6 separate regions of the Mus musculus genome follow, and regions 1, 2, 3, 5 and 6 are each linked to region 4. The links are chromatin loops, found by intact Hi-C in ENCODE. Cell type or tissue: gastrocnemius. All regions are shown on one strand. Links, peaks and the distances in the headings refer to the core of each region. The heading gives the core; the rest is flanking DNA. Region 1 has its middle 13 kb from the start of Rufy1. Region 2 overlaps Adamts2 (a disintegrin-like and metallopeptidase (reprolysin type) with thrombospondin type 1 motif, 2). Region 3 overlaps Adamts2 (a disintegrin-like and metallopeptidase (reprolysin type) with thrombospondin type 1 motif, 2). Region 4 holds the start of Adamts2 (a disintegrin-like and metallopeptidase (reprolysin type) with thrombospondin type 1 motif, 2). Region 5 overlaps Adamts2 (a disintegrin-like and metallopeptidase (reprolysin type) with thrombospondin type 1 motif, 2). Region 6 has its middle 21 kb from the start of Rufy1.

Evidence for each region. Peaks named below come from ENCODE experiments on the same cell type or tissue, not always from the same donor. Only the 100,000 strongest peaks of a DNase experiment are listed, where the experiment ranks them.
Region 1: a loop joins it to region 4, with 4 times the contacts of the local background. A loop is called at or near these places in 11 of 42 quality-filtered maps.
Region 2: a loop joins it to region 4, with 3 times the contacts of the local background. A loop is called at or near these places in 13 of 42 quality-filtered maps.
Region 3: it touches region 4 in a loop (2.4-fold over the local background); 3 of 42 quality-filtered maps call a loop at or near these places.
Region 5: it touches region 4 in a loop (6-fold over the local background); 6 of 42 quality-filtered maps call a loop at or near these places.
Region 6: a loop joins it to region 4, with 2.6 times the contacts of the local background. A loop is called at or near these places in 11 of 42 quality-filtered maps.

Annotation. Positions count from the first base shown.
Region 1 is chr11:50,441,831-50,446,946 of GRCm38, forward strand. No RefSeq gene overlaps it. Among named protein-coding and RNA genes, the nearest start is that of Rufy1, 13 kb to the left of the region's middle. In gastrocnemius, for the core only: CTCF peaks have their summits at 1,994 (motif pointing right) and 2,847 (motif pointing right); no DNase peak of the experiment used is centred there; H3K27ac peaks cover 365 bases.
Region 2 is chr11:50,766,682-50,771,797 of GRCm38, forward strand. The region is part of intron 5 of Adamts2 (a disintegrin-like and metallopeptidase (reprolysin type) with thrombospondin type 1 motif, 2); the gene reads left to right. Among named protein-coding and RNA genes, the nearest start is that of Zfp354c, 58 kb to the right of the region's middle. In gastrocnemius, for the core only: a CTCF peak has its summit at 3,020 (motif pointing left); DNase peaks (open chromatin) are centred at 2,670 and 2,987; H3K4me3 peaks cover 501 bases; H3K27ac peaks cover 490 bases.
Region 3 is chr11:50,690,181-50,695,296 of GRCm38, forward strand. The region is part of intron 3 of Adamts2 (a disintegrin-like and metallopeptidase (reprolysin type) with thrombospondin type 1 motif, 2); the gene reads left to right. Among named protein-coding and RNA genes, the nearest start is that of Gm39819, 5.2 kb to the right of the region's middle. In gastrocnemius, for the core only: no CTCF peak of the experiment used is centred there; no DNase peak of the experiment used is centred there.
Region 4 is chr11:50,600,934-50,606,049 of GRCm38, forward strand. It overlaps Adamts2 (a disintegrin-like and metallopeptidase (reprolysin type) with thrombospondin type 1 motif, 2), which reads left to right and starts at 1,152. Exons shown (of 22, transcript NM_175643.3): 1 at 1,152-1,366; 2 at 2,304-2,698. The coding sequence starts at 1,231. In gastrocnemius, for the core only: CTCF peaks have their summits at 841, 1,595 and 2,327; DNase peaks (open chromatin) are centred at 1,006, 1,506, 2,362, 2,778 and 2 more places; H3K4me3 peaks cover 3,301 bases; H3K27ac peaks cover 2,238 bases.
Region 5 is chr11:50,671,581-50,676,696 of GRCm38, forward strand. All of the region lies in intron 3 of Adamts2 (a disintegrin-like and metallopeptidase (reprolysin type) with thrombospondin type 1 motif, 2), which reads left to right. Among named protein-coding and RNA genes, the nearest start is that of Gm39819, 24 kb to the right of the region's middle. In gastrocnemius, for the core only: a CTCF peak has its summit at 2,168 (motif pointing right); DNase peaks (open chromatin) are centred at 1,509, 1,860, 2,162 and 3,074; H3K27ac peaks cover 4,000 bases.
Region 6 is chr11:50,449,911-50,455,026 of GRCm38, forward strand. No RefSeq gene overlaps it. Among named protein-coding and RNA genes, the nearest start is that of Rufy1, 21 kb to the left of the region's middle. In gastrocnemius, for the core only: a CTCF peak has its summit at 2,719; no DNase peak of the experiment used is centred there.

The DNA of each region.
Region 1 (5,116 bases), core at 414-4,413, 160 kb before region 4:
TTGGTTTTTGGTCACACGTCTCGATGTGAAGATCTTTTCAAATAGCTGTAGCCAGAGAAAAGGCAGCTGGAGAGTCGTGTGCCAGGCAGTGCCGGGAAATGACCTGCCTCTTCTGTTCACAGCTCCTAGGCCAGGACTAGTCACAGATGCCTTTCCACTCACTGGCAAAGCAGGAGAGGATATACAGATGAGCCAAGAGAACAAGGGAAAGTAGGTGGACAGAGAGGGAAAGGAGACCATGGAGAAGTAGAGCCAGCAAAGTGGATAGGGGAATAGAGGTGTGTTAAAGGAGGGGTGGAGGGAGATATCACAGAACCCAGGGAGGGAGTCACCAAAATGGGCAGGAATCCAGCTGCAATCCCAGGGTTTAGGAGGCTGAGGCTGGAGGACTGAGATGTGGAGGCCAGCCCGTGCTGGCTGCTGAGACCCCGGACCCCGCCCTACCCCATACACAAAGAAGAGGAAACTAGGGAAGCGAGCTGACTGAGGACCAGCAGGCAGAGACAACCTGAGATCTTGATTAAAATAATTTCCCAGAGCCGCATGCAAAACCAAGCAAACAGAAGCCTATTTGGCGTAGGCTTAAGTGAGATGGTGGGACGTGGGGAGGAATGAGAGATTAGTAAAGCCAAACAACTGGCAGAGGAGGTAAGACTGGGTGTTCTGTTTGTTCTCTTCAGTCAGGGCGGGCAGCAGCATCTTAATATGCTAGAGAAGGCCAGTAATGTGGAAAGCTGATGGAGCTGGAGGGAGGATGCTGGAGATGGACAGTACCTTGGGCAGGTGGGGGTGTGGCTGTAGGCACAGCCAGGATTACTCTCCATGGGAAGCAGGGGGAAGACAGAGGGGTTGGTAAGGATTCTGAGAGGAGAAACCCCCACCTCCTGCTCCCAGGGACACACCCATATTGTTTTTTATTCAGAAACTTCCTTACTCGCTCACATGCTGTGTGTTGTGCTGGAGAGTAGCTCAGGTTGTTGCGCTTGCTAGGCAGGTACCCTACCACTGAGTGACACCCTTGACCTACGCTTGGGCTGTTGCTTTTTAACCTCAGAGAAGTGTAATAACATTTTAATGTTTACCTGGCGACACTAATACTATGAAGTTACATTTATATTTGAGGTCACAGTCAGCACTAGTATGTCAATTACACTAGCATTTCATGTTATTATCATTATCATTTACAACACTAGTACAGAATCACTAAGTTTCTTGCTGGTCAGAAGATTCAAATTGGAATCTTACATCTAGTACTTATTCTAGCTGCCTCACCTGTAAAAGAGAGCCATGGCTGGAAAATGGGGGCAAGGGCTATGCTATAAAGAATGTTGGAGAGGAGTGTACGTCTTCCAAGGGCTTCAGCCTGCCTGTTGGTCTCCGGGTGGTTTAATGCACACTTTGTGAAAGACTGAAATGATTCAGTCCACACATGTAGAAGAAGATGAAAAGTTAACTCTTCCACCTACAATACCTAAACACATACCACATATTTATACATGCCCCACAGACATATATACAACACATGCCAGCATACATCACACACAGTACATACACAAAAACACGTACATAGACAAAATGTGCTGCAGCAAAACACATGGTATGTGCACGTACCACATACAATATGACATGTCACATAGAACACTCCATATATACCCAGACAAGGCAGACACATAGCATATGTACCTGTACACCCACAAGGCACACACATTTCCTGAAAGATACTGTATCATATGCATGCACATATATCTCATACAATACAACATGCAAACCATATGCACATGCTACGTGCACATATATTTATACCATGCCATATGCACAAATGCCTTGCTTACAGTACACTAGATATCCTTGCACACACAACCTATGTCCACACACTCCACATGTTCACACACTCACACACTATGTGTTGCTCATAAAATATGTATAGATATATCTAAGGCACAAACACAACTGTGATCCATAATCAGAAGAAGATTGTAATGACTAAAAGTACCACTAGGGGGCACTGTGTTACTTATCCATAATTCAGTCTTTGCCTTCTTTTATGCAATAATTAGACTGTATACAGTAGTTTTAAAAGTATGGCCCCAAATATTTTCATAATAGCGTTAAGATTTAATTTGACTTCTAAAGCACATACTTCTCATTCTCCCCTGAGAATGCAGTGGAAATTTCCAGAGAGACTTCAAGATGTGTGGCATTCCATAGACGCAGATGTGAGAATCCAGCTGTCATCTACTAAGCCAGGAATCTTTTTAGAGAGCTGTAAATGTTACCATGCTGCTCTTTAAACTAATTAAAAACTTTCTTTGTTCTTTTTTTTTTTTTTTTTTTTTGATACTGGCTGGCCTAGAACTTGTTATGTAGATCAGGCTTGCCTCAAATTCATAGGGATCCACCCATCTCAGCCTCTTGAGTGCTACAGTCAAAGGTGTGCACTAACACTCTCAGATTCCCACTAATTTTTAATAATATGTAGTTATTTTCATATACTATTGCTACAATGCAAAGCACTCATTATTTTCATTTGAAAATGTAAACATTCTAGGGGCTGAAGAGATGGCTCAGTGGTTAAGAGCACACAATGTTCTTGAGAGGATCCTGGCTCAGTTTCTAGCACCCACACCGAAGAGTTCACAACCTCTTTTAAGTCCAGCTTTGGGGGATACAACACCCCCTTGTGGCATCTGTAGGTACCTGCATGTATGTGATAAACATATGTACACTAAGATGCATACACATAAAATAAAAAATTAAATAAAAAATTAAAATTAAAAATATTTTAAAGTTTTTAATTATGCGTATGTGTTGAGGAGGGAATGTGCACATGGATGCAGTTGCCTGGGGAAGCCAGAAGAGGGCGTCAGCTTCCCCCAGAGCTGGAGCTTTGCACCTGCAGTTTCCAAAATCTTAAAGTATTTTTTACGTTGATATATGATAAATAAAATTGCATATATTTACTGTGTTTAACACGATGTTTTGAATGTGTATTCATCATGGGGTCGTTAAGTTCATTAGCAGGTAATTGCTTTACATCATTTTTTTTGGTGGTGAGAGCACTTTAAATCTGCTCTCAATAATTTCAAGATTATCTTAATAAATATTAAAAATTAATCATAACTACATATTTTCTTTTTTGAAATATGTACAGTGCCAAAGTCTCAGTTTCTTGTGATGAGAAGATGAAGTCTGAGAGGGGGCACAGGCATCGGCGTGGCCGTGGTGAAGACCTCAGGATGAATGACAGCCCAGTCTGCTTAGTCCTGGTCTTACTAATCAATGGCCATTCATTGCTTTCACGTCTTTTATTCCCCCATGCTGGGCATGGAGGAAAGGCCTTGCTATGCCACATGGGTGTGAGGAGCCGCCCTCACATTTGCCATTATAAGATGGCACTGACAGCTGTGTTCTAAGTGGTAAACATAGTCTGCACACATGCAGGGGCAGTTTTCCCACCATGTGTTCTGCCTTTCCCGTGATGACAACTGGGCCGATGGGCTGCAGCCAATCAGGGAGTAATACGTCCTAGGTGGAGGATAATTCTCCTTAAAAAGGGATGGGGTTTCGCCATTTCCTTGCTTGCTCTCTTGCACTCTGGCTCCTGAAGATGTAAGCAATAAAGCTTTGCCGCAGAAGATTCTGGTTTGTTGCGTCTTTCCTGGCCGGTCGTGAGAACGCGTCTAATAACAATTGGTGCTGAAACCCGGGACGGGACGAGAAGACCTGGGACGAGAAAACCCGGGAAAAGAAACATCTTCAGGCAAGAGAGAAGACCCCCTGCTACAGGGAGGATTCAGAACTGCATAACGGGGAAGAAGGGGTTAATAAAGTGTTCCCGTGAAACAGACTGTTGAGAAGGATCCGGCGTGGATTCAGAACTCTTCAGCTGGGGAACGGTACTGATGAAGAGAAAGAAGAGAGATGAGGACTGAATAAACTGCTGTTAGAAGGACTGGTGGTCGCGTGTTCTTGCTGGTCGAGAGCGGGCGCGACAATTGGTGGCCCGTACGGGGAACCGACTCCCCCACCGAGTTCAGAACTTTCAGCAGTCAGTGGTTGCCGGCAGGGTAAGTTCACGGTGAGTGAAACTTGCGACCCCAGGAGTTTAGGAAGGACCTCGATAAAATAGAGGTGAGCATAAAGTTGCCAGGAAGTAGGCACAAAGTAACCCAGGAGTTTGGGAAGGACCTCGGATAAAATAGAGGCAAGCATAAAGTTGCCAGGAAGCAGGCACAAAGTAAAGATAAGGTTCACGGGTTTGGGACAAGTTAAGGTTCCCAGTTTGGGGACAAGTTAAGGAACTATGATAACCTCAGTGTAGTGATCAATAGATCCTCGCTGTGTAGTTATGCTTTTTTCTCCCATTGACCCTTTGTGGGTAGGTCTGATAGTTTTGGTCTTGTTTGTTCTGATATATGGACTCTGTTACTGTTTGTGTGTAGAGGCAGTCAAGACAGGTCAGAAAATCCTTACAGAGCAACAAGAAAGTATGTCGGAAGAGGAAAAGGGCTTAAAAAGAAAAAGGAAAAAGAAAGGAGACACAGTGTTATCAGGTGGACAGAAAGGACAGGACAACAGAGTCGAGGCGGAGGAGGAGGTGAATTAGCTTCTGCGCCTCCTCCCTATGCCTCCTCGTCAGCCATCTATGGGCAGACCTTCTGTCCGGAGGTCTGGAAAGAGGATAGATTCTCCTTGCTGGGATGTCCTATTTTCACTGATCAAGCTAAATTTGCATGGGATAGAGATATGCTGCTTGATCAAGGTCGATTTGCACAACAACAGACAGGATATCCACTGCAGGTGTTTGAGCAGGTGAATCAGATTCCTATAAGGGCTTGGAAATCATTGCCTAACAGAGGGGAAGTTAGTGAAAACTTGACTCTCATATTGACTCCCCAGATGGACACACAGGTGATTGAGGTTATGGTCTCATCACCACGAGGTATTGTGTCCATCCCCCCTGGGGATCGAGTAGATCAGGTGTTGACGTGGGCGAGAGGGTCTGTTTGTGTGTTTCCACAGGACCAGATGGAACCTCTTTGGGTGCTGGAGAGATTGGTGAGACGCTGCAAGAATGAGGCTCCTGATCCAGTTGCCCCTGTGGATGTGGTGGATA
Region 2 (5,116 bases), core at 613-4,612, 170 kb after region 4:
CTTTTCAATTGATTTTTTTTTTTTTTGAGAAGGAACCAAAGCTACTCGAGTGTTCTCATTTTAAATATTTCCTTGGATGATGGAAATCAAAGGAAATGGAGATGAGAGATTTGGGGACATTCCGAGGACATAAGGTATCTTGTGAAGGCTAGCTTGAGACAGGGTGTGCTCTGCTTGTTGAAATTTGTCAGCATTTGGGTGAAAGGTCAGACGTTCCTGGTCTATTAGTAGAAGGCGGAGACATGCTGGGAGGAAAGGAGTCTGCAGGCTAAAGCCTTGGGCCAACACCGTTGTGGTTTTGCCATGTGTCCCACTGTAGAAAGAGCAGAGAGGATCCTGGGATGGATGGGAGAGAGCCTTCTTTCAGATAGCCTTGAATCAAAGACCCTAGGGGCCAAGCTCAGTCTATACTTTAGTCTGGGAAAGACCCCCTGGCATAATTACCTGTCGCCAGCCATCCTAGGCACACCTCCTCACCAGAGCCATTAGGTCTAGAATAGATGAGACAGTGCTAATGCTGGACGCTACCACCGGAGGGCGCCTCTGTCCTTTTGATCTGGTCTAATGAGTCTACCTTAGGTTGATACTTAATAAATGACAGTTTATTGCTCATAGTTCTGAAGGCCAGAAAGTCCAAAGTCTGAATGTCAGGAGATCTGGAGTCCTCACAGGTAGCTTCATGCTCATGAGTGGTGGATGGGACAGGTCTCAGAGCTATATGAGAGCCACTCTAGTTCAGGGACCTTTGTCCTACTGACCTGATAACTTTCTAGGGTTCCACATCTTAATACTATTGTATTAGAAATTAGGTTCCAAGATATAAAGTCTAATTTTTAGACCATGTCAGGAGTTCTTATTTAACACTGAATCCTGTTCTAGTAGCTTGGTTTTCTTCGATGGGTATACCTTCTTGCCTGCTTTCCCCTGGCGGGTCTAGAAGGCACCTGTACCATGACTTCTGAGCCACCCACATCACCTTGCATGCCACAGATGGGAACAGAAGACACCAGCCTTGGGGAGTCCCCGAGGCTGCAGGCAGTCAGGCTAGATAGAGCAGAACTTGTTTTGAAGCCATCAGAGATGGTGGGCCCTGGTCCTGGCATTCATGCCAGCCCAGGGGTACGTGTGGGACCTTGGATGACTTACTTAACATGGCAGAATCTTGTTTTCTGAGCAAGAGGAAGTCTGAGGGACCCCAGTGCTTGACAGGAATGACTGCAGTCACGGAGATCAGACGGACTGCTGACTCTTCACTGTCTGAAGCCCCCACCCCCACCCCCACCTGGCTTTCAGGCTCCCTTCGCTGGGAGTCAGATGACTTTATTTATACCTCCTTCGGGGATTCCAGGCCCTGTGGTCCAGCGGTATTTCTCCCCAAGGAGGAGAGTACAGTCACATAACCGTCAAAGCCGTGTATGTTTTAATCACTCCGTCTTGGTGATGTTGCCTGGGAGGACGCGTCATAGTGTCCTCAGAGCCTTGCTCAGCTCACTGTCTCAGGCATCCTGTCATGGGACTGACAGGCATCCCCTGATGATAAGGGGGCACCCATAGTCACTGTCACCATCTCCATATGACAGTGAAAACGTGGCTCCACGGGGTGAGTGATCTACCAAAAGTCATACATGACAGCCACTTTGTCCCTAGAGGATGAGCCAGTTGCTGTCATTCTGTCAGGCTAGAGAGCACAGATCTTGGGTGAGCTGAGCCTGGCTCCCCTGTGCCATTCCCCCTATGTCCAATGCTCCCAACCGATGGTTCTACAACTTTATGCCCACACTCACGGACTCGGGTTGATGTTTAGAGACACTTTCACTGTTATAATTTGGGAGATGCTCAGGACACACACACACACACACACACACACACACACACACACACACACACAGTTAACTGGCCCCAAAGGTCAGCAATACTGAAGCTGAGAAGAGAGCTCTACACAGCCTGAATCTCAGCCCTGTGTGTGCTTTCTTAATTCCTGCCTGGTGGGCTAGCCTGAGGTCTCCCAGGGCCAGGGCATTCTGGGATGGGTTTGGTACCAGCTGAAGCCAGGTCTCCTTGCAGCCTGAACCACTGGCACTAGAGTGGGCCACATGGTCACTGCCAGAGTAGACAAGGAAAAAGACTTGTGGGTATGGACTGTGTCTTGCTTTCTTAAGGGAAGGGTTTATATCCGTTTATAGCTCCAGGTTACAGTCCATTATGGAGGGAAAAGCCACAGTGGCAAGAGCTTGAGGTAGCTGGTCATGTCACATTATCCGTCAAACCAAAGAACAACCTATCCTTAGCTCTGTTCAGTTCTGTCCTCCCCAGGCTTCCAGTCAGCAAATGGCGCCACCATGGTGGGTGTGTCTTCTCACCTCAGTTAACAGAATCAATACAATCCCTTACAGGCACGCTCAAATCTCCCAGGGGATTATAGATTCTCAGATGGGTGTTAACAATAACTATTGCAAACTGGATGTCCTGCCCAAACAGTCACAGGTCAAAGTTCCTGAGCCCTAAGCTGGGTACTCAGGTTGGACCCAAACACTTTGGGTCAGAGGAGCCCAGAAAGGGACTGAAAGTGTCCAAGAACAGTAGTGCACCCTGTACCCCACACCTCCAGCTCCCTGTCCGTGGCCCTGGGATTGGGTGTGTGCTCACAGACACCACGTGGTGGCGCCCAGCCTGCAGAGCCTTCCTGTTGGCAGGCATGGAGACTGGCCTCCAAACAGCAGATCCCGTTTTTTCTGTCTCCTTGACCGAAGGAGGGAAGAACATAAATAATTCAGCGCATTCCACAGTAAACAGTCAAGTGTCAAGAGAGCAGCGGTTGGAATACAGCTCTCTGCACAAGCCTTAATTGGTTTGTTTAGGGTGAGACCCCAGAATCTGTCTGGTGTCTAGAGGGCTACCATTGCCCGGCTGCAAGTCAGATCTGCCGCCCAGCCTGGAGGAGCTGTGTTCCTTAGCCTGCCGACCTCCCTCAGGATCTTGGCATTGCATTCTTGTAGCAGCAGCGCCACCTGGTGGTTATTTCCATAGCCCGCCCTTCCTTTGCCTTCTGTCTAGAAGTAGACCTACTTCCAGCCAAACTTCCTCCTAACCTTTGTATGACGTCCACCTCCACCTCAGGATTTGGAGTCAACGACTTTAATGGCAAGAGGTGAAGTTTCTTATCTGGGAATTAGGATAATGACAGTGCTTATGTCCTAGGCAGTTTTGAATTTTAAATGAGACGTATGCAGAGGCTTGTTCTCAAAGAGCCAAGAATTTGGCTGTTGCCATCAGCATTTGGGCTTGTCCCTGCTGGTGATGCTTTTCCATGAGTTCCTAGGAATGTTCCTGCAGCCTCTAGGCCCTCCCTGGCCCAGCGTGACTCTCCAGCGTGTGTATATTTGATTTTTGTTCATTCATTAATTCATCCCATTTGTGATCATCATGAATGCTCATTGAACAGCACAGGGACAGCCTCGACCCTGTCTAACAAGCAGTGTATCTAGATATGGCCCTGTGGGAGCCCACAGCCAGCTTGGGTCTCTCTCCAAGGGCCTAGACATGTTCAGTTGTCCTAGATATCTCTGCCTCAAGCTAAGCTCTTTAAAAGGTGTTTAAATAATGTGTGCATGTGTGGAGGTCAGTAGGCATGGTTATGTGCATGAGAGTAGGGAAGGTCCTCTGAGCTGGAGCTGGGGCTACAGGTCCTCTGCAAGAGCAGTATGCACTCTTGAGCACTGATCCATCTCTCCAGACCCTTGGGAGGAGTCTTTTAAGGTCATGTGGGGAAAGACAGCTTGTGGGTCCCAAGTGGAAAGTATGGAGGGTGAGGGAAAAGGGCATGGGGAAAGAGACAGAAACTTCTTTGTGCTTCTAAGGCACATCAGCTGCTTTTCAGCCCTTTAAGCCTCGATTCTATTAGCTTAGCTTGGGTGGCTTAGCTTGGGCCCCAAGGTTGCCTCTTGGCCTGAAGGCGACCAATTGTATATACATTTAGTGGTGGATCCTGTTCCTTGGAATCAGGAAGCAGGCACTCCCTGGAGATTTCACCAGGTGAACAAACTATACAGAAAAGACCATCTTCAAGATAGATTCGCCACAGCACCGTGACCAGATCGCACACCCTCCCTGTTAAGTCGTGAGGCACTCCCCACACATCCTCTGCCCATGTCCACACCCCCTGGCCCTGACATCTCCTGTCGCCCACCAGATGTTGACCCTTTAACAGTGCAGTGAGCCACACTTACTTCCCCTTCCTGACTGCTCCCCCCCATAAGAATCTGCTCTTTCTAAAATGCATATGTGCCCTGTCCTTAGCCCTGGATACAATATTGATGCCTTGTCACAGACCATCCTTTGGACAGGGCACTCTGGGACCCCCTAGAATGTTCCAGACCTAGTAAGAACAAAGAACACTTCCCCTTGGGTCCTCAGTGCCTGCTTGAGATAGGCCAGACCTTGAAAAGGTTGGGAGAAAATACAGTTGGTTCTCCACACCCACAGCTTGGCTTCTGCCAATTGCACCAACTACAGATGGAGGATAATCAGGAGGAAGCAGGACATCTGTATTGAACATATGCAGGCTTTTATCTTGTTGTTATTCCCTAAACAATCAGTATAGCAACTATGTGCTCCACACTTACACTGCGGTACATGGTATAAGTCATTTAGAGTTTATGTAAAGGATACAGAAAGAGATGTGGGGATGCAGCAAATGCTGTATCCTTTAATAGAAGAGACTTGAGCCTTTACTGATGTCTTCATTGGAGTACTAAAATCACTCCCGCAGCAGACATTAAGGGATGACCATATATGCACCACCTACATCTTGTCACTTGAGAACCCTGAATGCTCTAATTCTTGGGGTGCCTGCATGCATATCAAGGCTTACAAGGGCACAGCACATGGATACTGTTTTCTGAAGTTCTATCTTCCTGGAGTCCTCCTCTGTAGTGCGGCTCCTATCTGGGGCAGTGTTCCCCAAGTCTGTCTCTCTTCCCTGCTCTCTAGAGACCTTTCTTGGGATTCCAAAGCTAGGAAGCAGAACCTAGACCCCTTGAGCTCTGTTCCCATAGCACAAACCCCTTGAGGCTGGGGAACGCTGTAGCAGCCTGCTTTCTTGGAACAGGCAGAGAAG
Region 3 (5,116 bases), core at 484-4,483, 89 kb after region 4:
TGGACAAGTTTGTGTGTAACCATCTTCTTGTTTTATTCTGGGGCATATACCTAAGAGGAGAGTTTCTAGAGCCCAGGTAAGTTCCTGATTAACCTATAAGACATAATTTTAGATTAAAAAAAAAACTACTTCAGATTAACATGGCCTTTAGTTTCTTTTCTATTGCTGTGATAAAGCACCCTGACAAAAAGTAGTTTGGGTGAGAAAGGGGGTTTTATTTCCACATCCAATTCCAGGTTACAGTTTAACATTTTGGGAAAGTCAAGGCAGGAACTTCAAGCAGTCGGTTACACTACATCTACAACCTATGGCAGAGAGAAACAAGTACATAGGTATTCATGGGCTTGTTTGCTTGCTTGCTTGCTTGCTTGCTTGCTTGCTTGCTTGCTTGCTTGCTTATTTGTGCTCAGTGTGATTTCTCTGCTCATACAATTTGAGACTCCCTGCCTAGGGAATAGTGCCACCCACAGTGGGCTGGATCTTCCCACATCAGTTTAGATGATTCTGCACAGATATGCCCACACACCAACCCAATGTAGACATTCCTCCCGGAGATTCTCCTCCCAGATGATTCTAGGTTGTAGCAAGCTTATAATCAAAACTAACAGCTGGAGAGATGGCTCAGCGGTTCAGAGCACTGACTGCTCTTCCAGAGGTCCTGAGTTCAAATCTCAACAACCACATGGTGGTACACAACTATCTGTAATGAGATCAGATGCCCTCTTCTGGTGTGTCTGAAGACAGCTACCATGTACTAACATATAATAAATAAATAAATCTTTAAAAAACCCTAACAGTTATAGAATTAGTATGTATAAATTGTACTATAGTAATGTATTACTGTTCAGCAAAATTGATGGAACTAAGAAGGCATGATGTGAAGTAAAACAAGCTAAATAAATGCAGGGTGTTTAACCTTTTGAGAAATGGCAAGACTGTTTTCCTTAATGCTTTGAGTGTGGTGCCCCTGCTGGAGAGCCAAGCCTGGTGGCCAAGCACAGGTCACAGACAGATGCCTGGAAAACTTGACACTCGTTTCCTATTAGCAGAGACACATCGCTCTCTCGGTGTAGTTTCTACTTTTGTCTGAGGATTGAGGTTTCTCAGACCTGATCTACCTGCTTTATTCATAATGTGAAGAGATGCAGGGGGGAAGCTTAGATACCATTTCTTTGTGCTGCACAGTCATTTCTCTATTGGCTGTGTGCTGAAGTGGATCTCCTACTGGCCAGAAATGCAACAGGTTCAAACCCTGCCTGGCTCTGGTATCATGTGGATGTGAATTTCACCGTGATTGTCTCCCAAGAGCTTGAGGGAGATAGAAGAGCCCACATCTGTAAATATAAAAGGCTTGGAGGTGGCACAGCTAGAATGTGGAGATACTGGGATTTGAACCTGGGCCTCTCTGATGCCTTCTGGCTTCCAGTGCTAGCTAAGTCTCTATGAGGAATGGGTGGGTGAATGGATAAAACATCACCTCTACTGAAACAGGATGGATACGAAGTCTCTGCTATCTCCCTGGTGTGAGCAGGAATACAGGATATCTCAGCAGTTCATCTGGCCAGGACCGTATGGGAAGAAGCCACGAGTGGGGGCAATATGGAAGGTGTGTGTGGACTGTGGGAATATGAGCAGCAGGTCTTTACATAAATTAGTTGAGTGTAACACTTGTCTCTCTTCAGGCAGGCACAGCTACGAGTGGTGGTGCAAGATTTGTCACTTAGCTCTTACTCTCCTTGATGACAAGACAACTAACTCAGTGGCCTCCTAGGGTCTTGTCCCATGGAACACAGGGCGGCAGGAAACAGGACCTGGGGGCCAACAAGATGGCCCAGCAGGTAAAGGTGCTTGCTGTATAAGCCTGGGAACCTGAGTTTGATCCCAGAACCCACATAAAAGTGGGAGAGAAGTAATTGCAGAGTTGCGATTTGACATCTACATAGACCCTGAAACCCACACACAAAAAAAATCACAAGTGTACACATGCACACACATCCACATATAAACACAGAGAGAGAGAGAGGGGGGAGGGAGGGAGAGAGAGAGAGAGAGAGAGAGAGAGAGAGAGAGATGGTTAGTTAATTAATAATTTTATAACCAAAGAACTACTCAATGTATGAATAGTTTTTAAAAAGCTATAAAAAAAAAGACCTAAGCGACTTGTTATTTGGTGCTTAAAGTATGGGCAGCCACCCCGGTGACCCAGGAAATATTACCTGGGGCCGGAGGCTACCTGGAAATGATTCTGAGGAATAAGAGATCAAGGGGAGGCCATTCTTTTCTTTTCCCTCCTCGATAGGTTTATTGAGCTGGACTTCACCTAAGCTGCAATCCTGACATTTGAGGTGCAAAATTTATGTCTTTCAGCACATAATCATCTCATGATAGCTGCAGGGCACTGGTGTCAGGACTCCTGAGAATTCCAAAATATGAGTCTCTCCTATAAAATACGGAGACATCTGCACACGGCCCAGTGCATCTGGACACCTCAGACAGTCTCTAACGACTCCAGGCACCTAGAACGGCACACTGCTGCGTCCACAGTCGCTATGCCCATGAGAAGCTGTAACGTGTTTCACAGCTTGTTGTTTGGTGAACAGATGAGGAATGCAGTTATGTAACGGGTCAACTTTAAAACAATTTCATTGTCCCCCAAAGAAATGCTGCACCCACAAGTCCTCTTCTCCCTCAGGTATTTGTGGTTTTGTGTGCCCCATGGCCTCAACACTGGGCGGGAACCTGCGGCTCTCAGACCCCAGGCCTGACTCTTCCTAAGACCCCCTTGTTGCCTCCCAGAACAGGACAAAGGGTGTGACTAATGTTTATGCCCCAAGACTCCCTCTCTTAATTGGACTTTCTAATCCAAGAAATATATGGGTAACCAAGCTTTGGCTTCTGCACGTGTCACCAATGAGCTCCATACAATGCTACCCTGAGGCAGCCACTCCTCCCTGCACGTCTCTCAAGCCTTTTAATGCCTTGTGGTCCCATGCCACTATGATGGATCTGTAACACAAACAAGTTCCCATCCCTGCCCATCACCCTTGCTCAGCTCTTCAGAAGCTTCAGAGATAATAGCCATCCCTAATCAATGGTTTGATCTTTCTGATATGGCATGGGAAATATGGAAGCAAAAGACTCATAATAAAAAATGTTTTTTTTTCCAGAATTGCCACACTTTAACAAATACTTTCCAGCACGTAATATTTTATGCTAACTCCCAGTTACCACTGCACCTCACCCAAATGGTCAGTCTCAATGAAAATAAATGGTGCTGTAAATTTTACCACTTAAGATGTTTTTAAAAGTCAATGTCTTAAATTCTCTTCTGTTGTTATGATAAAAGCACTCTGACCAAAACAACTTAGGGGAGGTAAGGATTTATTGGCTTACAGTTTTTGGTCACAGTTCATCACTGAGAGAAGTCAAGGCAGGAACTCATTCACAGTCAAGGATACAGTAGAAGCTGTAGAGGAATGTGGCCTGCTGATTCACTCCAGGCTGGGACCACCTACCTAGGGAATGGTGCCACCCACAGTAGGCTGGGCTCTTCTACATCAAAATTAACAGTCAAGACAATACCCCCCCCCCACACACACACAGACATGTCCATAGACCACCCTGATTTGGGAAATTCCTCAATCAAGATTTCCTTTTCAGGTGACTCTGGGCTGTGTCAAGTTGACAGTTAAAGCTAATTGGGACAATTAGCCAGTCCTCTCACATACACACCACACACATGGTTCATGAGATGGGCTGAGCAACCTCCACTTCAACTGCTACAAACAAACAAACAAACAAACAAACAAATCCCCTCAGGAGTGTGATCTTTCCCTCTAGAACTTGCTAGCTGTGGTTGTATTGTAGAGTATTTAACTAATGCTCTACTTTGAAGTTTACAAATGTTTCTTTCCAGTTTGCATGCTTTTTAATTTCTTTCTAATTGCTCTGCCTATATCTTTCAGCAACATGTTTAATGGCTGTGTAAAAGTGGATTTCTTTAAAAAAATAGTTCAGTTATCGCCACTGAATGAGATGCTTGCTTCGGACTGTTCTGGGATGCCTTTGCCGTACTAAGGCAGTTCTTGCCATACCTAGTCTCTTTCTAATCATGAATAATGCTGAACGTGCTCAAATTTTTTTCTGTGTCAATTGAGGTGATCATACAGTTCGTTTCTATGAATGTGGTAGAATATGTGGATTCATTTTTGTATGTAGAATCATCCTTACATTCCAGTGGTAAACTCTACTTGATTATGGCACATAATCCCTTTAATATCATGCTGGAATCATTTTGCTAGTGCGTTATTGAGAATTTTTTATTCTATATTCACAAAGGAGGTTGGTTGTAGTTGTCTTACAATACCTTTCTTAGTCAATCTCTTGTTCAATTTTCCTATTTCGCCTTCAGTCAATAGTAATCGGTTCCTAGAAACTTCTTAACTTTGTCCTGCACGGTTTGTCAGTGTGTGGTTATCCAGCATTTTCTCTGGTAGTTCATTTACCTCTACAAGGTTGCTAATCCTGTCCTGAGTATTTTTCTCATTTTTGGAGTTCAAGCTTTTATTATAGTAAATCTCATTGACTTTCTCAAAGAACTAACTTTCGGTATTTTTCTATTGTTCTCTGTTTTGTTCCTGTTTTTCTCTTTCTTTCACTAGCTCCGAGTTTACTCTCCTAGCTTCTTACAGTGTGAAGCTGTGTTTTGATGTAGCTCCTCCTTATTTTTTTAAACATGATGGTTTACAGCTGTAAACTTCCCTCTGGGCTCTGCCTTTGTATGAGTTTTGGTTACTTTGGGGGTTTGTTTTCATGGTTGTCTCAATAGACTGTCTAATTCATCTTACAATTTCTTCTTTGTCCTAATTGTTTGAATAAACTATTCATTGAGATTCCACACATTTGTAAAGTTTCTTTTGTTTCCTCCAGTTTGGAAAAGATACTTTGTATGGTTTCAATACTTAAACTTGTTTTGTGACCTGACACTGATGTTTATAGCAGAGAATGACTTGTGTTCACGAAGATGATATTTCTTCTCCTCTGATGGTATAGGGCATTCTACGTGCCTCTTAGGTTTATTTGATTTGTGATTTTTAATTATTTTCTATATAAAGAT
Region 4 (5,116 bases), core at 392-4,391:
TACCTTCTGCTTTAGGCTTGCCACACTGGCTTGGGGAAGGGCGAGTGGAAGAGCAAAGAGACAGGTGTCTTTATCTGGAAGAGCAAAACAAAAACTGGACATAACATTGCAAAAGTGTTCCAATACATGGGGGCCTGAAAGAGATACCCAGGAAAACAAGAGCTGGGGGAGTCACTGTGCCCAAGGACAACAGCCTTGGCAGGACAGTGACTCCAGGAAATGGGAGAACCAGGACCCTGCTGGAGAAGATGGATCCTGTTAGAAACTGGAACTCACAGCAAACTGGCAGGGACGTTTGCCTCTGCCCTTGCATGTTCACCTGGAAACGGGGAAGAGTGTTCAGGACTGTTTCTGGTGGACCCAAGGGCAGACTGTGGCAGGAGACCCACTGAGGCAGCTGAGGTCAGCAACTAAGCTGTGCTCGAAGTTAAGAGAGGGAAGGGAGAGTCTCCACCAGAGGTTGCAATGGAGGGCGTGGAGGGACCCAGGGGCTGATGAACTGGAAGAGGGAAAGAGAGGGGTTGGGGGCTGAGGGAACCTCGGTTTTTTTTTTTTTTTTTTTTTAGTGAGGGCAAAAGTTGATCTTTGAGATAGCCTGGGGGAGTGCTCCGTGAGGGGAAGTATCGACCCACCTCTGGAGCCTCCATCTGGACATAGAAACAGGCTCAATGTCCTCCCAGACCCTCTTTTCCTTCCCGTGTCTCATCCAGCTACAAGGCACAGAATGAGGGTGAGACGGCCCCTGGAGTCCCAAGGCAGCAGAGTGCGACTCGCACTACATAGGGCTCTCCGGGTGGGGTGCCACTCCTTCGAGGTGACTTGGGACCCGCGGTGGGCTACCCCTGGCCGGCTTCCAGCGCTTCTCTGCCGCCGCCTCGGGGTGTCTCTGCCTAGCTGCGAGTCGGGAAGCGAGGAGGGGAGCGGGCGGCGGCCGCGCCAAGAAGCGCCGGGTCACCGCAGGCTGAGGCGCCCGCCGTCCCCGCCCTCCCCCTCGCTTGCCTTCGCCTCCTCCTCCCGCCTCCCTCGCCCGCTAGCTAGCTCGCTCCTTCGCTCTCCCCGCCTTCCCTCCGCGCTCCCCGCCCTCTCCTGCGCGCCTCGCCTCCTCCGCCCCGCGCCCTGCGGTGCTGCAGCTGCGGGCGGCTCCAGCTGCCCCCAGATGTGGGCTGGGCAGCGCGCGGGGAACTTTCGCGCCGGCTGCGAGTGCGGGGCCCCGGCTGCGGTCGGGCTGCCATGGATCCGCCGGCGGGAGCCGCTCGCCGCCTGCTCTGCCCCGCTCTACTGCTGCTGCTGCTGCCGCCGCCGCCTCTCCTGCTGCTGCCGCCGCCGCCCGCGAGCGTCCGGCTCGTCGCCGCCACCGAGCCCCCAGGTAGGTGCCAGCCTGGTCCCCACTTCCCGCGACCCTCCGGCCACACTAACCTGCCCGGTGCGTCCCGCCGACCCTTCCTCAAGCATCGTCCGAGGCGACTTGGGCAAACTCTGTGCGCCGCGCCCGGGGCCAAGTTGGCCAACTTCGGGGCCGGGGCGGTCGCGCAGGGGGCGCACCCCGATGCCTTGGAACGCAAGGAGCCTCGGAGCACTTGCCTCTCTCGAGATGCAGAGTGTGGCGCTGGAGGGCCGGGAAAACCCAGCGGCGGAGCGCGCAGAACCAGCACCAGCGGGTCCGGGGGAGCCAGGGCAAGGCGGCGCCCGGGGACGCTCGGGAGGAGCCGGTGCGGAGCGCGCCGCCTGCGGGCCCTGAGCATTGGATGGGTTGTCCCGGAGAGGTTCCCCGGAGATTAGTGGGACCCTGCTCCACCTCTCCCGGGCTTAAGTGTACGGGGCGAGGGGGGCTGACAGTGGGCTGCCCGATGCTGGACTGAGGACAGGCCGCCTATGAACCTGGTTGCTCCGGAGGCCAATGGTGAGGACATTTGGGCAGCAGGGACCGCTGAAGGGTCAGGGTGCATGAGCAGGGGACCAAGGTGGAATAATTTCCGAGGAGCCCCGTGTCCTACCAAGGACGGTATAATTAAGGAGCGAGGGCACTTTGATGGGGTCGCTCTTTAGGGTAACTGCGAGGTGTCCGAGGAACCTCAATTGGGAATCCACTGGGGCAGCTCTTTTGCTGGCTTGGTCCTCTAGAGGGGACGGCCCGCAGGCGACGTGGTTCCGGACTGGTGGTCCTGTCAACGCCCCTTCCTGGAGGCTTCGTGGTGGAATGTCCCTTTTCTTCAACTGAGGCAAGGGCTGGGGGCGCCGGGCTCCGCCGACAGGCTCAGAGTCTCCGAGGTCTCCGCTAAGTCTAACGCCCCTTTCTTTTGCAGGCGGGCCCCCGGGGCAAGGAGCCGAGCGCATCCTGGCGGTGCCGGTGCGCACTGACGCCCAGGGCCGCTTGGTGTCCCACGTGGTGTCTTTGGAGACGGCCGGGGCGGGGGTACGAGCCCGCAGAGCTGCCCTGGACCAGACCTCGGGCTTGCCCGGAGGCGCTGCTCAGGACCCTGGAGGACGCCTTTTCTACAACCTCACAGTATTCGGCCGAGACCTGCACCTGCGGCTGCGGCCCAACGCCCGGCTCGTGGCTCCGGGGGCCACCGTGGAGTGGCAGGGTGAGACGGGTGACACCCGAGTGGAGCCCCTGCTTGGGAGCTGTCTCTACGTTGGAGACGTGGCAGACTTACCTAAAGCCTCCTCGGTGGCGCTCAGTAACTGTGATGGGCTGGTGAGTACTCTCTTCTAGGGCTCCCTTCTGTTCTGGCTCTTGCCTGGGCTTTGGAAACCCATTACTAGGTAGTCCCCTGGGAGGGCGACATAGCCCGCGCGCTGAGGACCATCATCTCCTCCACAGTGCTTAGGGAGGCACTCGCCTTGCAACAGGGGTTGGCGGGAAGGCAAGATTTTTTGATTGGTCAGAGAAAGGGGGACGATTTATGTGAACCCACCTCCAGCCCCAATGCCAAACTACTTATGTCTGCTTCTTAGATACAAGCATACGTTTGCCGTGTGTGCCTCTCAGTGTGTGTGTGTGTGTTTTGGAATGTATGCATGCTTCTTCTTTTTGGGTGCCAGTATACATGTATCTGTACCTCCCAAGCGTAGCGGTATCCGTGGGCTTCACAAAAGTGTGTCAGAGTGACTTTGATCACATGTATGAGCTTGTGTTGGGTATGGGTCCTGGCAGTTTCCTTGCTTCTGTGTGTGCTTACAACAGCCCGAGGAGCAGGTGGTGATGCGGAAATGCCCAGCCAGCCCTCTGTCCCTTGGTTGACCAGGAACCAGTGATTTTTATACTGTGGTTTCCTGTTGAAGTGGCTTTTTGAAAAGTCAGCTTTCTCCCTCTAATTTGAGCCAAGGGGAGCATTTGGCAATGCAGGTCCTAGTGCCCTGTGGGCTGTTTGATGTTGAGGAGTAGTTCCTGGTGAACCCGTGCCGGTCCCTTTTGGAACGACCTAGGGCACCCGTTGCGACTAGAGCCCTGAAAAGCTCGCTTGTCACTGGGTGTCCCCCCAGGACCATGGTTGCCACACGGGGACTCTTAGAGGGAGCCTGAATCAGTGCTCGAGGCAGCGGCTGACATTGGTGGTGCTACCCTGCCACCCAGGGGCCTGGCATTGCAGAACCAGTGCCATTTTTCTGTTTTGGATTCAATGCACAGTGGTCAGGCTGGCCGCGCCGGCCAGACATCGGAAGCCGCCCACCGTGGGTTCTGCTCTAATTGCTGTTCAGAGTACTCCGGCTCTGGGCATGTGACCATGCTTCTAGACCTGCCAGCCCTGAGCAACGCCCGTCCTCAGGGAGCCCAGGTTGGCCCTGCCATCTGCAGAGCCGGCAATTACACCCCAGCTCCACAACCACCGGAGTTCTTTTTATGGACGCACAGGAAACATCACTTGTTGCTTCAGAGAAATCACTGCCTTTGGTCGGGTTTACTTAGGGCCCGAGCATGTTGCAAATGACTTTTAAATGTTCTTGGGTTAATTTAGGGCACATTTTTCTCTTCTCTGTTGTCTTCCTTGTGGCAATCCCACAGGCAAGTCATCCGTAAGGGTGCCAGTGAGTTTCCTAAACGTGAAGGGAGATCACCACTGGGGACTTTGGACAAGGCCACTGGGGACTTTGGACAAGGCGGTGGGGTTGACAGGGATCCTCTCTCTACTCATTAATTTCCACTAGAGCACTAGGCAGTGACACTGCATCATTCATTCACCTCTCAATTCATTTGCTCAGGGATCTTCCTTTGGATATGTTTATCCTTTTCTGCAGGTCAGAGATGTGGCAGGTCCTACACCGATGCGGGCAGAAGGACACCCAGGTGCTATTTGATGGAGTCTCAAAGATCGGGGGAGGGGAGAGGGCACCTTGGCAAGTAGGTGGAGAGCTGGAGTCATCCTGATGGCTCCTGGGATGAACTGGCTTAGGAGGGACAAACAGCGGGATGTCACAGGAACGGGCCATCTACAGACAGCAGAGTACAGGCGGGCTCACAAACCTGAGTGGCTTTCAGTGCAGTCTGCGGATAACAACCCAACACGGTGGGGCAGGATCCCTAGGATTCCTTTTCCGTTTCCTTCTCTGCCTTCCTTCCTTTCTCTCCTTTTCCATCCTTTTTCTTCTCCCCACTCTCTTCCCTTCTCCTCCTCTTTCCCTTCTTTTTCTGTATGTCCCTGCCCCTGGTTTTCTACCACATAATTCGTTAACCCTTTAAGTTCCCCTATGCTTCCATGATGGGTTCACTCACTAAGGACTGGGGCTTTGCACATGGCGCCTCTGGCTGCCATGGTGACCCTGTAGGGGAGGTAGCCTGTACCTGGCACACTAAGTCTGTGAGAAGTTGAGTGACTTGTCCCAGCCATGCAGACAGTGATGGTGCGTGTCTCACCTAGGGCTGTCTGGCCTCTTTTGCTTCAGTGCTCCCAATTCTGGGGGTGGGGCCATGAAACTTCTGAGATGTAGTAAAAGGGACAAAGTGTGCCTTGCCAAGTTTCAACAGGCTGTAAGTGGATATATGTATTTAATGCAATCAGCAGCCCGCACCCTTCTCCATGAGGCTACATAGAACCCCTCCTCCTCTGATGCTCTCTTGATAACTGCCTAGATATGGTAAAGGAGGTGAGCCAGGCTGTGCTGGGCAGGCAGCTCC
Region 5 (5,116 bases), core at 342-4,341, 71 kb after region 4:
CATTATGTCATACTTTTGGAGACCAGAGGTCACTGTCACTGAGCTGAAATGGAGATGTGGGCTGGGTCACACTGCCTCTGGAGATAGTAGGAGAGAATGTGTTGGTTGACCCTTCAGGCCCTTGGCTTGAGGGCACATCACTTCAGAGGTCGCCAGAATTCACTTCTCTATCTGTGTACATGTCTACTCTCCCTACGTCTCCTCTCCCTCTTGGAAGGTTGATTCCATTTGAGTTTCTCTGGGTGACCCAGGTATACCTCCCCTACGTCAACGTCCTTGATCTAATCACATCTGCCAAGCACTGTTCTGTCTTGGAAAGTGTCAGCGACAGGTCACAGGAGTCAGGACTCCATCTCTTCAGTAACTCCCTTTCAGCTACATGCAGAAAGTGAAATCTGAGCCGGAGAAGCAGTATACGACAGCACTCCAGTGGAGCACCCATGCACAGCAGCAACCTGGTCCTGCCTCAGGCAGATGTCACCCAGCACCTGGGAAGGCCAGACAGATGAGGCCACTTACACAGAACAGCTGGCCTTGCTGTTGGCACCGAAGGCTGTGTCTCCACTTGGGATTCTGTGAAGATCCCTGTGTCATAGTCTCGATATCCCCACCTCCCTTTCATACACACAGAGCTGTCTGCACAGTGTCCCACTATCAAGACCAGAGCTACACATTCAGAGGCCTTCAATGAGACAGCAGCAAACAGCATCCACCCTTGGCCTGGCTCTCATCCCTTTCCCCCATTCTCTCCCAGTGCTGTGGATTAAACTCAGGTCCTCATACATGATATGCAAGCATCCTACCCCTGAGCTACACCCCCCAATCTCCTTTCTCTCCTTCTACTATAAACACAGACAACAAGACATCTCTGTAAAGATGAAAGCAGCAGTATGGATGTAGCAGTGTGTGGCATATGGTACCCGCCTTGCCTCTGGCATAGGGTGGAACCAGAGACCCTATTTGAAGCAGGGGTTCCCCCTTACTTCTCTTGACCTTGCTCTGTCTCATAGGTAGCCTCATGGATCTGGAGCAGTTGAATGTATTAGCACCAAGAGAATTCAGATGATCATTTTTTATGAGAATTCTTAGGCATTTTAAAATGTGGCTTCAAATTTCGGGGGAAAAAAAAAGCACAGTATGGACCAAATAAAACAGGCCCCTCCCATTGGCCGTGGCTTCTGAGATGCAGAGGCTGAAGCGGTGTCAGTCTTCCCCACTAGGCTGCTTCCCTGGGGTACCCCTGGCTATACCTCAGAATGGAAACGAGGCAGGTGGTTCCCGCCCTGGGGACCTGCTTCCTTCTGGGTTGCTGTGCCCTCAAGCCAAGCTGTACACACTGCCCCAGGGCTGAAAGAAGTCAGACAGTCCTGTGCCAGTGACCTTGGCTGCCACCTCCTCTCCAGAAGCAGCGGGTGCCAAGCTTCTGCCCGCTGCTGTCAGGCTTGGGTGTCCTCCCTGATGGGCAGAAGTGACTCCACACCACGGGAGCTGCTTTGCCCTGCTGCTGCCAAGGCAGGCCTGGAGAGAGAGGATGAGGCACAGGCACCAACTGGCTTCTCCACGTGGCCGAGTGACTGGCCCACAGCCAGCCCTCCCCCTAGACAGGGAAGCCAATCCCTCCTGACTAGATGTCATCGGGTTACCTTCCCTTGAGTTCAGGTCGGAGTTTTCCAGGCTGCAGGGAGCCATGCAGGGTGAAGTGGGGGTGGGGATGGGGTTGGGGTGCGGGTGAGGCAGAGCTGATGCCCAGGTGCTTGCAGGGGGGGGGGAGCAGGTGATGGCTACAGCTCACCTAGGATCTAGACAATGTCCTGTATGCAGGGGACAGCCATAAAAGGTCTCTGGGGACCTGACTGAGCATCCTGCATGTTGGCAAGCCTGCTCAGGCTGCAGTGTGCTTGAGGTTGGAGGTGGGGTGCCATAGGGGTGGGGTAGAAGTGAGGTGTTAGGGGAATAGAGTAAAGGCTGTATGGATAAGCCTCTGGATGGGAAGGGAGGTGTAGGGACTCCCAGGCAGGGAGTTCACCAAGACTCAGTTCCATATACATGTGAGGTCTAGGTAGGGGACTCAGCACAGGTGAGGTCTGGGTCGTGGGGAGCGTGGAAGGAGATTTGAGAGACCAGAGAGGAGGTACAGTGGGGAGGGGGTGCAGACTTGCTGACAACCAGATGAGGGCGCCATTTGGCCCTGCACATAGATGTTCAGACCACACTCAGTCTTTTGAGGCAATTGCAATAACATCACAAACTCAGTGGCTTAAACAGCATGGCATAATCTCCGAGAGCCCTGCGGGGGGGGGGGGGGGATGTCCAGAATTAGAAGATGGGTCTGTGAGAGCCTTTTCCAGCCTCTTCCACCATCTGCCTGGTGGCTGCCGGCCTCCCTTGGCTTGTGGCTACATCATACTGATCTCTGTGACCACATAGATTACTTCCTCCTCTTCTGCTGGAGACAAGTCTCCCTCTTTCTCACCATTATGAAAGCATTTGTGATGACTTTTAGGGCCTTCTAACATAATTTTGGACAGCCTCCCCATCCCAAGGTGCTCAATCTAATCTCCTGTGGTAACAATGGTGGATTCTGGGGAATAAATTGTGGACACCCTGGGGCCAATGATTCAAGCCACATATCTAAGTGTTGAACCCTGGGGTCGCAGAGGAAGGTGAAGAGAGGGCTCTGGCTGGAGCTGGACTTAGGACTGAATCTGAGATCTGGCCTTGGTTCATATATCCATACCGGGACCCTTTGTGTCTGAATGAATTTCTTGAACTTCTTGCCAGAGCCCTGGGGTCTGGCTCTTTTGTGTGGTAACCCCTTTTCTTCCATGCCCTGTTGTGTCGGTTGGTCAGCTTACAGCACTGAATCTGGTACTCAGTGCCCTCTCAGTCCCCAACCCCATTCCTGCAGCCTGGGGACCCAAGGAAAGCACTGATTGTGAAACCTGAGGCATCTGGCCTGGGCGCCGGAAGGCGTATTTCAGAGCTGAGCACACCCTTGGCAGAGGCAGCAGTGTGCCTGTCCCGAGGGCTGGGCCCTTGGGAAAACTTTGGGAGATGCCAGGGTGGTGACGTGGCTTCACGCTGGGAAGGGTGGGTGGGAACTGGCTCTGGGAGAACCCGAGGCTGTACATTCCCTGGGGCCCTGAGTTGTCTAGGGACAGAACGTCAGCAGAGTTGGCAGGGCCCAGTCCCCTAGTCTGGCTGGCCTCCTGGGTTGGGGTCTGTGGTGTGGGAGTGCTGCCCTGTAAGTTCTTCTGAGGCTATAAAGGCAATAGCCATGCACGGGGCAGCTCAGGCCTCACCTCATCTCTCAATAGAGATATGATGGGGGTGGGGTGGGGGGAGAGTCAGTCTTCATAGCAGTCTATGCCTAGCACCCTGCCTGACTGGTGCTGACAGTCCTGTGTGCTTGGTTGCTCTCTTCTGCCTTCAGTTTCAATTTATCTGTGCCTCAGGACCCACACCCCATTTCTCATTTCTTCTATGAATCAGTGAGTTCTGATTCAGGGTTAAGGACCACCAGGAGACAGTGACCTGGGGAAGTCTTGGATTGTTGCTTTGGTTCTTGGATAGATGACCAATGTCATTTAGAGGATGACAATCTCAGTGTTGGCTTGGCTGTAGCCCCAACTCAGATGCAAGAGGCAGTTCTTGAAAATGACTGGCGTCTTTTGAAGGAGCTGTCTTGCTTTTACAGCTGCTCCCCAGCAAGCATGGGGGCAGTTTAGTGGAGGGCACGACATCGGCATCGTGTGAGAGCTAATTTGGTGCAGGGGAGAGTGTAAATGGGTAGGTCCTGTCTGGCTGAGTGACTGGTTCATTATAGGGCCTTGGGTAAGGTGTCCAACTGCTCTGTGACTCAGTTTCTCCATCTCTAAGTAGGTATAGCATTGAGCTGTTGGGGTGAGTCGAAATCGTCCTTATGTCTTTGTCCAGAGCCCCTGTCTTGCTACAGCGTTAGGATTCTAGGGATGTTGTTGTCTTGGAACCTCAGGTTCCCTCAGCCCTCACTGTCTCTTCTCTATTGCTGTCTCTTCTCCAGACACAATGAATCGATGCTTTGCCTTATGTGCCCTGGATTTGGGTTGCAAATGTCCCCCAAAGAGCTTTTCTGGCGGTACACAGTGACCATGCTGGTTTCCAGACAGCACACAGCTCAGAAATGAAGTGCCTTTCGCCTCACAGGTGTGCCTGGAGTTTAATTAATAAGGCTAGCCGTGTCTGGTGGTTATGCTGGCCTTTGGCTCACCAGGTCTGCTCTCTGCAGGTCTCCAATACAGCAATTGCAATTGCTGGAAGAGATGTGATGTCTCTGGGGATAAGTCTGCATGCAAATAACATTTGTGCCGGGGACAGAATTTTTTGGGTCTACTCAGACCATATCTTGGAGGGCTCGGGAGATGGCTGGGTTGATAAAATATATGCCCCACAAGTGTGAGGAATGGAGTCCAGAGCCCAGCACCCATATAAAACACAAAGAGGACCTGTCACCGGGCCTGTAAGCAAGTGTCTCAGAGGTGGAGATAAGGAATCCCTGAGGCAAGCTGGTGATAGACTAGGTGAATTGACAAGCTTCCAGCTCAGTGAGACCTTCTCTCTGAAGTAAAGTGGATGGGCTTTGTGTGTTACAGAGGTGTAGGCAGCAAGCCATCTATGGCCTGCTCCTGGACAAGTGTCTTTAGGAGAGACTCAGAGAGTCCAACACCAGCCCTGAAGTCAGCCACCATGATGGCAAAGACAGAAGAATACAGGTAGACACAGCTGAGAAACAGGACTGGGGCTCCAGACCTGAACGCGACTCACCCAGAGCAGCCGGAGACCTCTGACCACAGGCCCCGATTCCTCCCCAGATTCTCCGCAGGACAGCAGGCACTTCAGGCAGCCCCAAGCCTGAAGTGTTTTCTATAAAAATTTCCAATTTTCCTTGACCCATTTCTCTTTGAAATGAATCCCAACCAGCACTATGCACTTGGCTCCAAAGGAGCTCTGAGCTGGGGAAAGGCCATGCACTTAGGTGGAGGTGCTGATGTCTGCTTCTCTCCTCCCCCTCTTGGGCTTTATTTTTATTTTCTTTATTTTTCACCCTGTCTCTCTCAATCTCAAGCTCGAGCATCAT
Region 6 (5,116 bases), core at 665-4,664, 150 kb before region 4:
ACTGTCTGACTCTGAGAAGGTGGCTCCATCTCTCTGGGCGTCTGTGGAACTCACAGCCCTGTGAGCATTGAATGAAACCACGGAGTTAAATCTTGGAGAACAGATGTTCAGAGAACTGCTTTCTGTTATAAGCCACGTTGGCCATGTGCAGAAATCCCCTTTCTCTCCTTAGGATCAATACGCAGGAGTGAAATTGCTGGGTCAGTGGGTGCCAACATTTTGAAGACTATTTTGACAGCTATCTCTGCACTGTTGCCCTAGCAGCATGCTAGAGCATTGGAGTCACTGAGCTGTGCTTAGAAAGGGGTGGCTCTTCCAGGAGTAGCCACCTGAGGAAGAGAAGCCTTTTAACGGTAAAGCCCCGGAGTTACTCCTCAGGTACCACAGAGGTCCCTGAATGTTTTGGCCTCCAAGTATCAGTTAGCTAATGCCACAATCATGTTGTATAACAAGCCATCCCCAAATCACAGCAGCACCCAACGCTAATCATTTGAATCTTAGGCAGAGTTTGCAGGTGGTTGCTATGGCAGCCGGACAGCTCCTCTCTACATGTCTATCATCCCCGTCCTTGGATTAGTAAGGGCGTGCACACCGGTGGATTATGTCAGGGGCCTCAAGGGAGCACATCTGCCACACAAACATATCTTAAGCTTTTGCCGGCATCACGTCTGCTGATACCCCATTGGCCAAGCCCAAGGTCAAGGGTTGGAAATGGCTCTCTCCCTGTACTGAGGCTATGGATGGAGTGTGGGCACAGGTGAAGATCTGGGGCTAAAATGTTGACCTACTACACCCTGTATCCTGCAGTCCTCGGTTACAAGAAAGTTTTTTTTATTGGTCTTGAAAGGACAAAGGAGATGTTTCTGTTTGCTTATGGTGACAGACAGATGGTACCTGCGTTGGTTAGTTTTCAGTGCTGTGATCCAAATAGCTGACGATTTAATAGAGGGAAGATTCTTTTTGAATAACAGTTAAGAGGCATTTCAGTTCATCCCAGTGGGGAAGTCTCAGTGTAGTGACATAGTCCCTGGTGGCGGGAGGTGGTGGCCACAGCTGGTTCTAGCTTGTTCACATGGCACCAACCAGAAGTCGGAGATGGCTGGCCAGAACCAGGCTCAGGTGTAATATTCAGAGTCCTCCTCTCCACAGCAGTCACATGGTGGGAACTGACTGTTTAAAACATGAGCTTGTGGAAGACATTGCAGATTCCAAATGTAGCAGTACCCAGTTTATGAGAACATGACTTAAAGATTTTTAAAATTCTTGATGATAGAAGTATTCAGAAGGAACCATACTTTGAGTTTTCAATTTGGATCTTTTCCCGTTATGATGCTGTCTTGGGGTGCTGGGTAGTGACCCCACAGCCATGAGGTAAATACCTGGTGTTTTCTGTTATACTATGGTACTGTCTATATTGTGCTTGGTAGGCTAGGAAAATTCTTTTTTTTTTTTTTTGATATGTGGTCTTATTATGTAACCGGAGCCAACCCCAAGCTCACCATTCTCCTAGTGTAGGCTCCAAAGCACTGGGACTGCAGGCAAGAGCCGTAGTACCTAGCTTTGCATTTTGGGCTTAAGTTTCAATTTATGATGTAGAAGCACCCATCAGGAATGTTGCTTAGCTTATCTGAGTGACCTAGAATTCTAAGAGAATTTGTCTGTACTAGGGGTGATGCTCAGTAGAGAGCTGAGAGCCTAGTGTGTGTGGCTCCATTAGTTTGAGCTACACACACACACACACACACACATCGAGGGAGATAGAGATGAAAGGGGGAGAGAGATATGGATGGAAGGAGAGAGAGAGGAGAGAGAGAGAGAGAGAGAGTGTTTTGGTCATATAGTATAACTATCTCAATTTAGGCACTTCTTAGCTAGCATGATTTTTATATATTCTATTATAAAGACAAGGTCTCACTCTGCAGTCCATGCTGGTCTTAAACTCATGACCCCCTCCTCAGTTTGCTGACAGATGGGATGACAAGCACCTGCCACCATGCTCATGAGTTTTCCTCTTTGATTTTTTTTTCTTTCTTATGGTGATAGGGACCGATCCCATGACCTGACACACTAGGTAAGTTCTCGGCTGTGGAGCAACACCCCCAGTTCTTGTATTACTAGCTTAAAGGGAGCTGAAAAGTTATGTAATTATTTAAATACATTTCTTAGGTGATTTCCATTGCTTTTTTTAAACACCTGCCCCTGAGTGAATACAAATATATGAAATTGACAAAAATTTTCATTTGTTCAAAAGAGCAAAACCAGCTTATTGATTCAATGATTTAGAGAACTTTTAATTTATACTTCTTTTAGAAGTCTCATAGCTTTTAAATATTTTCTCACTCTCTCTTTTTTTTTATTTATTTATTCTATGTATGTGAGTACACTGTAGCTGTTTTCAGACACACACCAGAAGAGAGCATCAGATCTATTAAAGATGGTTGTGAGCCACCATGTGGTTGCTGGGAATTGAACTCAGGGCCTCTGGAAGAGCAGTCACTGCTCTTAACCAATGAGCCATCTCTCCCAATATTTTCTCTTTAAAATTGTAAAAGTATATGTGTGTGTGTGTGTGTGTGTGTGTGTGTGTGTGTGTGTGTGTGTGTGAGACACACATGTGTATCCATTTATGTGAATGCAGTGTCTGCAGAGGCCAGAAGAGGGTGCTAGGTTCCCTGGAGCTGGAATTATAGGTGGTTGTAAACCCCCTGATGTGGGTGCTCAGAATGAATTCAAACCTTCTGCAAGAACAGAAAATGTCCTTATACACTGAGCCATCTCTCCAGCCTGTGTGGCAGGGCTAAATGAATAGTTCCTAAGTCCTGCTCTTGCATGTGCAGAGGGATGCCTGTAGACAGGGATGCATGTGCACAGGGGTGCATCCTAAGTGCTGGGCTTATTGGTATACACCACCACATCTGCCTGAAATTTAGTATTTTTAAAAAGATTTATTTTTATTTATGTGTATCTATGTGTTTGCGAATACAGGAGGCCAGAAGAGGGCATTAGATCCCCTGGAACTAGAGCTACGGGTAGTTGTGAGCTGTCCAATGTGACTGTAAGAATCCAACTTGAGTTTCTATTTTCTATTTTTCTTGGGTTTTTGGGAGGTGGCATGGTCCCATACATGCTTGGAAATGTTTTATCTAACATTTACCCTTGAGTGGTAGTTTGGTTGGTTATTGAAATCTAAATTAAAAATAATCTTTAGAATGGAGGGATGCCTCAGTGCTTAAAGTACTCGCAGCTCTTGTGGAAGGCCTGGGTTCTGTTCCCAGCACCCACAAGCTCGTCCAGTATCATCTGTAGCTCCAGATCAGAGGGTCTAATGCTGTCTACCCATCTTCATGGATGGCAGGCACACACGTGGGTCACATATTTCACTCATGAAGTAAAAATAAGGAACTCTTTAGATTGTTCCACGATCTTCTAGCACACAGCTTTGATGGTATATCTAATGCTAACATATTTTTCATGCTATTATGATTAATTTAATCTCTCTCTTTAAAAGTTATCAAGATTTCCCTTCTATTTGTTTTTTTTTTATATTGTAAATATTTACTTTAATGTGCCTACGTTTTGAAAGTTCTCTGACTTTTCATTTGACCCAATTGACATTAAATGGACCTGATTAATTTGATGAGCAATGTCCTTTCTATGCCTGGAATGCTTACCACCATCAACTCTTTTGTCATTTCTTCATTTCCCGCCTGTGTGTTCTCTTCTTCGGGAAACCCTTGTCATACTGACGTTGGAATGTCTGGATCTGTCCTCCGCGTCTGGTGAGTTTTAGTCCAGAGTGTTTACTTCTCACATTTAGCTTCATCTTCTACGACACCACCATCCCTCAGTTATGTGTAGCTTACTATCTTTCTTCTATTGGCTTAAAGAAAATATATTTATTGTATTTTTAATGTGTGTACACCTATAAGCACAGATGCCCATAAAGGCCATAAGGGGGTGTTGCATCCTCTGGAGCTGGAGTTACAGGTGATTGTGACCAGCCCTATGTGGGTGCTGGAAACGCGTTCCTAACTGCTGCCATGCCTTTCCAGCTCCCATCTATTGCATTTAAAGAACTAATTTTCAGTTTCTACTATTTATAACCTATTTTGAGATTAAATCTTACCATGTAACCCAGGCTGGCCTCAGATGCATCGTCCTGCCTCATCCTCCTGAGTGCCTCCAGGTTCGCACCACCACACTTGGCTCTAGTTATAATTTTTTTTTTTTAAAACGAATGAACTATTTTCTACCATACTGCAGAAGATGGAAATTATATCATAATTTCTTTATTTTCTTCTATTCATTTCCTTTGGTTGTAATTCTTTGGTGGCATATTTAATTTTTTTTTATTGTGGTGATTTACTTTTTAAGTGCTTGTAGATTCCTGGCCATCTGCCCATCTTTTTGTCTGAGAATTCCCAGGAACCTGATTCTGTTCTTTGAGGATAGTGGGGTGGGCCAGGTTCTGCTCCTTCAGAGTAGAGGAGCTCCTGGTCCTTCCGGTGCACGGAGCCTCAGTTGCCACTGAGGGCATGGCTTGTCAACCCTAGCTTTAGACTGATGGCAAATGCTGTGGTCAGTGATGGTGGCCTTTCTTGCCCTCCCATTCCAGCACGGGCCTGCCTTTCCTCTCTCTCCCTTTCTTCTTCACGCTTCTTTTAATCAGAGAAGGTTCTCCTGCCATTTGTGGGAATCTGGCTAGGAGGAAGGTCAAATGGGGGTGCCTCGCCCTCCATCTGGCTCCAATCTGCATTTTTAGCAAAACAACTAAGTTGGGAAGTTTGAAACTAACAACATTAGGGCTGAGAGATTTCTTAATGTGAATATATTTCAGTAGAGTTAATGAAAACTTGGAGTGCTTACAAAGTTGGGTATATTACATGTGTGACAAATTATATATAAACCAGATTTCATTTCCTGTTTTTTTTTTTTTTTTTATCAGCAAAGGAAAAATGGCAAGAAAAAACTGAATCTCCTATAATACAGCTACACATGTTAGGGGGTAATATTTATTTAAACACTTTTGACATTTGCTGTTAAAATAAATAAAACTTCACTAAAAAAGTGCCCCCCAAAGTATGAAGTTCCAGACAGAGATGAACCCCTGATTTAG